2 separate regions of the Homo sapiens genome follow, and region 1 is linked to region 2. The links are chromatin contacts, found by Hi-C or POLR2A ChIA-PET in ENCODE. All regions are on one chromosome and are shown on one strand. The core of a region is the stretch at or near the end of the contact, and the rest is flanking DNA. Distances in the headings are between cores, read along the strand shown. Region 1 overlaps RTN4RL2 (reticulon 4 receptor like 2). Region 2 holds the start of UBE2L6 (ubiquitin conjugating enzyme E2 L6).

Region 1 (2,700 bases), core at 139-2,638, 91 kb after region 2:
GGTCCCAAGTCAACAAATCTTACAGTAGATAAAATAATAGAATTTTTTAATAAATTTTTTTTCCCAAACAACTTCTTTTGATCTTCACCACGCAGGGGCCACAGTGGAGAGGAAAGTTCTCTCCAGGTGCCCTAAAAAGTGTCCAGGGTAGACTTAGGAGAAAAGTATTCCTCCAGTGTCAGGAGGTTGAGGGGACTAGGGTAAGCAGGGGTCAGGGTCAGCCTGGCCCTGACTGAGGCATCCCCCAAAGGGTCCTGGGTGGGGCTCCCTGGGGGAGCTTCCAAAGGCTCTGCTGGTGGAAGACGCTCTGCAGACAAAAGCCCCTCTGGTGTCCGCTGTGGGCCCTTAGGAGTGCGGGTCAGCGGCTGCCTGGGGGGCCCCACCCCAGCCTTGGGATGGGGAAGAGTTAATGGCCAGAACTGGGGAGGGCAGGGCTGAGCCACCACACACGCCCTCTTGGGGCTGCCACAAGTCAGGACAGCCCAGGGGGCAGGCAAGGAGAGGCGGCCTGCTCCCCGGGGAGGAGAGGAGCTGGGAGGGGAAAGGGAGGCAGCAAGGCCAGGGAAGGTGGGGCGACTGGGGCCGGAGCCGCAGCCCCGGGTGGACGGGAAGCGGGGATCGGACACTGGCCTCTTCGATCTCAGCACCGCAGTCAGAGGTGGTGGGGCACCAGGAGCAGGAGGCAAAGCAGAGGGCTGGGGAGCCCGGCCGAGAGCGCAGGGCCTCGGGAGTCCGGGGGCGCCTGGCAGGCAGCGCCGGGGCACATCTGCTCCCCTCGCTGGTCCTCACCCCCGTAGCCCCCCCAGTAGTCGTCCTCAGTAGGCGCGTCCCCGCCCTGGCGCCCCCGCGAGTCTTCGGCAGGCAGATCTCGGTAGAGGGTGGAGGGATCGGCTGGGGGCGCCCCGGCCTCGGCCACCCCGTACAGGTGGTTGGAGGAGCTGTTGCCGCGGGCGCGGCTGCCCGGCCGCGTGGGTGCCGCGGGCGGACACGCCTGGAAGTCGGCCTCGCGGAGCGCGCGCAGGTCTCGGCCCTGGCGCTCCGGGGGGGTGGCGCAGGTCACGTCGGAGCTGGACACGCGCGCGCGCTGGAACCAGGCCCAGAGCGGCCGCGCGCGGCAGTCGCACGCCCAGGGGTTAGCGTTGAGCCGCAGGAACTCGAGCGAGGGCAGGTCGGCGAGCGCCTCGCCGGGCAGCGAGGCCAGGCTGTTGTTGAACAGGTAGAGGATGGTGAGGCGGCTGAGGCCGCGGAAGGCCGCGCGGTGCACGCCCTGCAGCCGGTTCCCGTGCAGCAGCAGCCGGTCCAGGCTGCCCAGGCCGCGAAACACGTGCTCTGTGAGCAGCCGCAGGCGGTTCCCGTGGAGGAAGAGGTGGCTCAGGTTGGCCAGGTCCGCGAACAAGTCATCCTGGGTGGGGTGGAGTGGGGCACAGAAGAAGAGAATGGGCCTGAGGTAGGGTGCAGACCCCGCTGGGGCCTTGGCCGGGGGAGGGAAGGGGGTGCACCGTGGCAGAAGAGAAAGGGTTGACCTTTTGATTCATAGCATCCTGGATTTGGATTCTGCCTCCTCTAACCTATTTGCTGTGGAAAAAGTGGTATTGGTGAGGTCAGTGGTTCCTAAACTTTCGGGTGTATTAGGATCCCCTGCGGATCTCTGAGCGGGGTGGGGCGGGGGGCAGAGTTTCTAATTCAGGAGGTTTGGGGTGGAGCCTGGGAATCCCCATGTCTACAGGTTCCCCAGGGAAGCCAGTGTGGCCATTGGCAGGACCACAGTTTGAGTTTCAGAACTTCTGGTTTGGTGAAGTATGGAGACTGGGGAGCCAGCCTTTCTGATTTCAAATCTTGGATCTGTCATTAACTGATGCCACCGTGGGCAAGTCACTCAGGATATCTGTGACTCAGTTTCCTCATCTGTATAATGTAGAGATTAAATGAAGCAGCATGTATGAAGGTGCTTAGAACACCTTTCCTTGTGGAGTTCTATGAGTTCCATGAGTTAGCCATTATTCTTTTTTTTTTTTTAATTTTTGTTTTTGTTTTTGTTTGTTAGCCATTATTCTTAACTTGGCCAAGCCAGTCATCTCTCTGTGCCTGTTTCCTCATCTGTAAAATGGGGATGAGTATACCTACTTCCTGGGTTTGTTCTGAGGATTCCAGAGGATGGTTCACATAAAGATCATATGAGGGAAGTGCTGGACACGTGCCCAGCACACAGGGATTTGGTCCAATTATGAAGCCCACAGGCTCAGCACTTAGAGCCCTAGTTCAAAATCCAGCTTGCCTTTTCCCTAGCTGTGTTATTTTAGGCAAGTTTTAACCTCATGGAGTCTCAGGTTCCTCAGTATGTACAATATTCCTTATTATGTATAACCCCCTCAGCAGGCTAAAGGAGGGTTGGATGATAAATGCTGTTAAGGGTACAGTATCTGGCAGGTGCATAGTCAACCATCAATAAATGGTGGCTACTATGACAATAGGGGCTCAGTAACAATTGGGTCCTGTCCCTTTTCTTTAAAAGAGGAGCTCCCTGGGGGAACCAAAGTACTGCTACTAGGCTGGGTATTGGGGTGAGGGGCATCAGCTCCACCCCCAGAGGCGGCAGGGGAGGAGAGGAAGGAAGCCACATTGCATTACTACTCCCCTTAGAGGCGCTGTCCCACCTGCCTGGTGCTAGGGAGTCACCTAATCAGGCCACATTAGTGCAGA
Region 2 (2,700 bases), core at 192-2,691:
AATTAATCGTTCTGCAAAATCTGAGCAGAGAAGTCATTTGGTTTCAAAATACTTGGATAAAAACATTACGGTGGCTCACGCCTGTAATTCCAACACTTTGGGAGGCCGAGGCGGGTGGATTACTTGAAACCAGGAGCTCGAGACCCTGACTCTACTAAAAATACAAAAATGAGCCGGTCGTGGTGGCGCGCGCCTGTAAATCTCAGCTACTCAGGAGGCTGAGGCACGAGAACAGCTTGAACCGGGAGGCGGAGGTTGCAGTGAGCCGATATCGCCACTGAACTCCAGTCAGGGCGACAGTGAAACTCTGTCAGAAAAACAAGAAACAAAAAAACTGTGAGGTACTGAGATCACAAACTGGTGCTCAAAATATACTGATTTCCTTTCTCGTCTGGACTAAACGGGGGTAGGGAAGGGTGAGAAGGAGGGGATCGGCCCTCCCAACAAGTCTCATCTTCCCCAGATGCTGCTTGGTGCTCAGGGGCTGCAAGTACTCTGTCCTTGCACAGAGGGTTGGGGACTCCAGCTGTGCATGGGGGCACACATTAGGCCCACAGCTTGTAATGGACCAGTAGTAAAGTAAGGGAGGGGAAGCAGACTCTCTCTTGGAAAGGAGGCTCCTGAGTCCTTCTTGGGGCTTCCCCCACCAACTGTTTCCCAAACCAGCATACAGTAGGCACTTAGTAAATACTAAACCTAGTAAAGGACTGAATGATGGTAGACCGAACCCCCAAAGCAAAAGAGAAAGGGTCCAACAGCGCCTCCTTGCGGTGCTCTGCCCCAAGCCACGGGGAGAAACGTTGCAGCCCGCGCCGAACGCCGGGCAGCACAAAGGATCCCCGACTGCCGGGGAGCGGTGCTCGGAGGGCACAGGTCTACGCCATCCCCCACGCAGTTTCGGAGATGGAGCGCTGGGCCCATGGAGGGAAGGCGGCAGGCTCGGCGGCTCCGGCAGCTTGCTGGGGCAGGGGCTCAAGGCGGCAGTCCGATAGTGGAGGCCGCTGAGAACTGTCACGGAGCTGCGTCTGTACAGCGAGCATCCCTTATTTATTCAGGGCGAGTGTGTATTTGGGGCGGCGTGCAGGGGGCTGACAAAGACCGGAGAGCTCCCGGTGCGGCCGCCGGCGGAGCGAAGACTGGAACCCGTATGAGCGCCCCCCAGCGCCCCTGAGCGCTCGCCGCCGGTGCACGGCGCACCCCGCGGGAGGCAGGGATCAGCAAAGCCGTGCGCCCCGAGGCCCGCCCCCGTCTCCGCACAAAGACCGTGAGTCCCGGGTCCGAGCCTTCCGCGCGGGGATCGGGCGGTTGTCCGGCGGGTCGTCCTTCGACGGCCTCCTGGCCTCGCCGGAGCGGGTGCGGGGAGGCCCACGCAGCGACGGCTGGAGGAGGGGTGGGCGGGGCTGCCGGGGGTGGGGTCCCCGGGGCGGGGCGGGGCGCGCTGTGTCGCGGGTCGGAGCTCGGTCCTGCTGGAGGCCACGGGTGCCACACACTCGGTCCCGACATGATGGCGAGCATGCGAGTGGTGAAGGTAACCGCGTATAGGATGACCCCTTTCTCTTGGCTCCCCTCGCCTCCCGCATTCCCTCCTCCCTCCATCCCCTCCGCGGCTCTCCGAGCACATTTATTTATTTGTCTGGGCACCAGGGCTGGCTGAATCCCTGTCCTCCCCGCCCTCTACTCAGAGGAGGACTGGCCTGCAAGAGTGGCCAGAGCTGGGGTTTTGGGGGTTTGGAGGCCTCTGCTTGAGCCGTTCGCGTGGTGAAGATGAGCCGGCTCCCCCAAAACTGGTTTCAATTTCGCTTTTCCTGCCTGAAACTTGTGATAACAACTGGGTGCATCTCCAGTGCAGGAAAAGTCCTTGGCATCTTGGTGCCAGGCATTCTGCTACTGCTGGTGGTGGGTTATGAACACAGATGACCAGGATGAAGTCCTTGCCTTGGAATAAGCCCATAGCCCATCCCATAATTTGATGCCTGTATTACTAGAGTCCTGAGAAACACGGAATGCTGATTAGAATTTGGGACAAAGTTCCCTGAGTATTCTCTGGAGGAAAAGATGCGGAGGTGGACCTGGAAGGCCTCCTGGAGTAGGTGGCTTGCGTTCGTGAGTTCTACAAGTGTTGAATGCCTACATGTGCTGGCCCTGTTCTAGGAGGGGGGGGGGGGCGGGCAGAGATGAACACAAATCCGGCCCTTGTTGAATTTTGTTCCTATCAGGGACACAATTTGAAATAAGATCTGGAAGGATGGGGAGGGGGCAGTTTCCTCCAGAAGGTGGGAAAACCCAGGGTGTTTGGAGATGGATTAGGGAGGAAGGTGATCCTGGTGAAGTGAGTCTGGCACCCCAAGTCTTTCAGAAGTGCCCCTTCCAGTCTGCAGGGTGGAGGGGCAGGCTCTAGGAAGAGGGTGCCTGCTACCCTCAGCCTCTGAGAAGAAAATGGCCTCAGACTGGGATGCCCAGAGCAGGCTTGGCCTAGATACTAAATCTGGAGGTTGGCAGCAAAATGAGGCAGAGGGTCTTTCCAGCCAAGTGGAAGAGAGATGGGAGCCAGAATTTATTGCATTGGAACCATTACATGCCAAACGGTTTACATGGTTATTTCATCTAATTCGCACAGCAGTTCTGTGAGATAAGTAATATATACCCGCATTTTACAAATGAGGAAATTGAGGCACAGAGGAAATAACTTGCTTGTCCAGA

What was found. Hi-C counts contacts between places; a loop is a spot of excess contacts on that map. ChIA-PET counts read pairs that join two places held with the same protein, here RNA polymerase II (POLR2A). Pooled maps may share reads with other maps.
Region 1: a map with no recorded cell type shows a loop between it and region 2 (5-fold over the local background). The contact joins the enhancer-like site here to the promoter of UBE2L6 in region 2. A Hi-C loop is called at or near these places in 2 of 168 maps with a recorded cell type or tissue (Caco-2 and endothelial cell of hepatic sinusoid), 2 of 37 single-sample maps with no recorded cell type and 8 of 50 pooled maps. POLR2A ChIA-PET finds 5 or more read pairs at or near these places in 9 of 52 experiments (B cell, Caco-2, H1 and 5 more).

The regions. Positions count from the first base shown.
Region 1 is chr11:57,474,864-57,477,563 of GRCh38, reverse strand. It overlaps RTN4RL2 (reticulon 4 receptor like 2), which reads right to left. Exons shown (of 3, transcript NM_178570.3): 3 at 30-1,402. The coding sequence ends at 653. Among named protein-coding and RNA genes, the nearest start is that of RTN4RL2, 16 kb to the right of the region's middle. RefSeq lists a silencer at 599-1,068 and enhancers at 1,389-1,538, 756-1,584. Within about 2 kb of position 1,388, at least 9 of the 41 ENCODE cell types and tissues checked have a DNase peak (open chromatin) inside an H3K27ac peak, as active enhancers do.
Region 2 is chr11:57,566,413-57,569,112 of GRCh38, reverse strand. It overlaps UBE2L6 (ubiquitin conjugating enzyme E2 L6), which reads left to right and starts at 1,441. Exons shown (of 4, transcript NM_004223.5): 1 at 1,441-1,528. The coding sequence starts at 1,502. RefSeq lists a silencer at 1,078-1,437 and an enhancer at 2,691-2,700.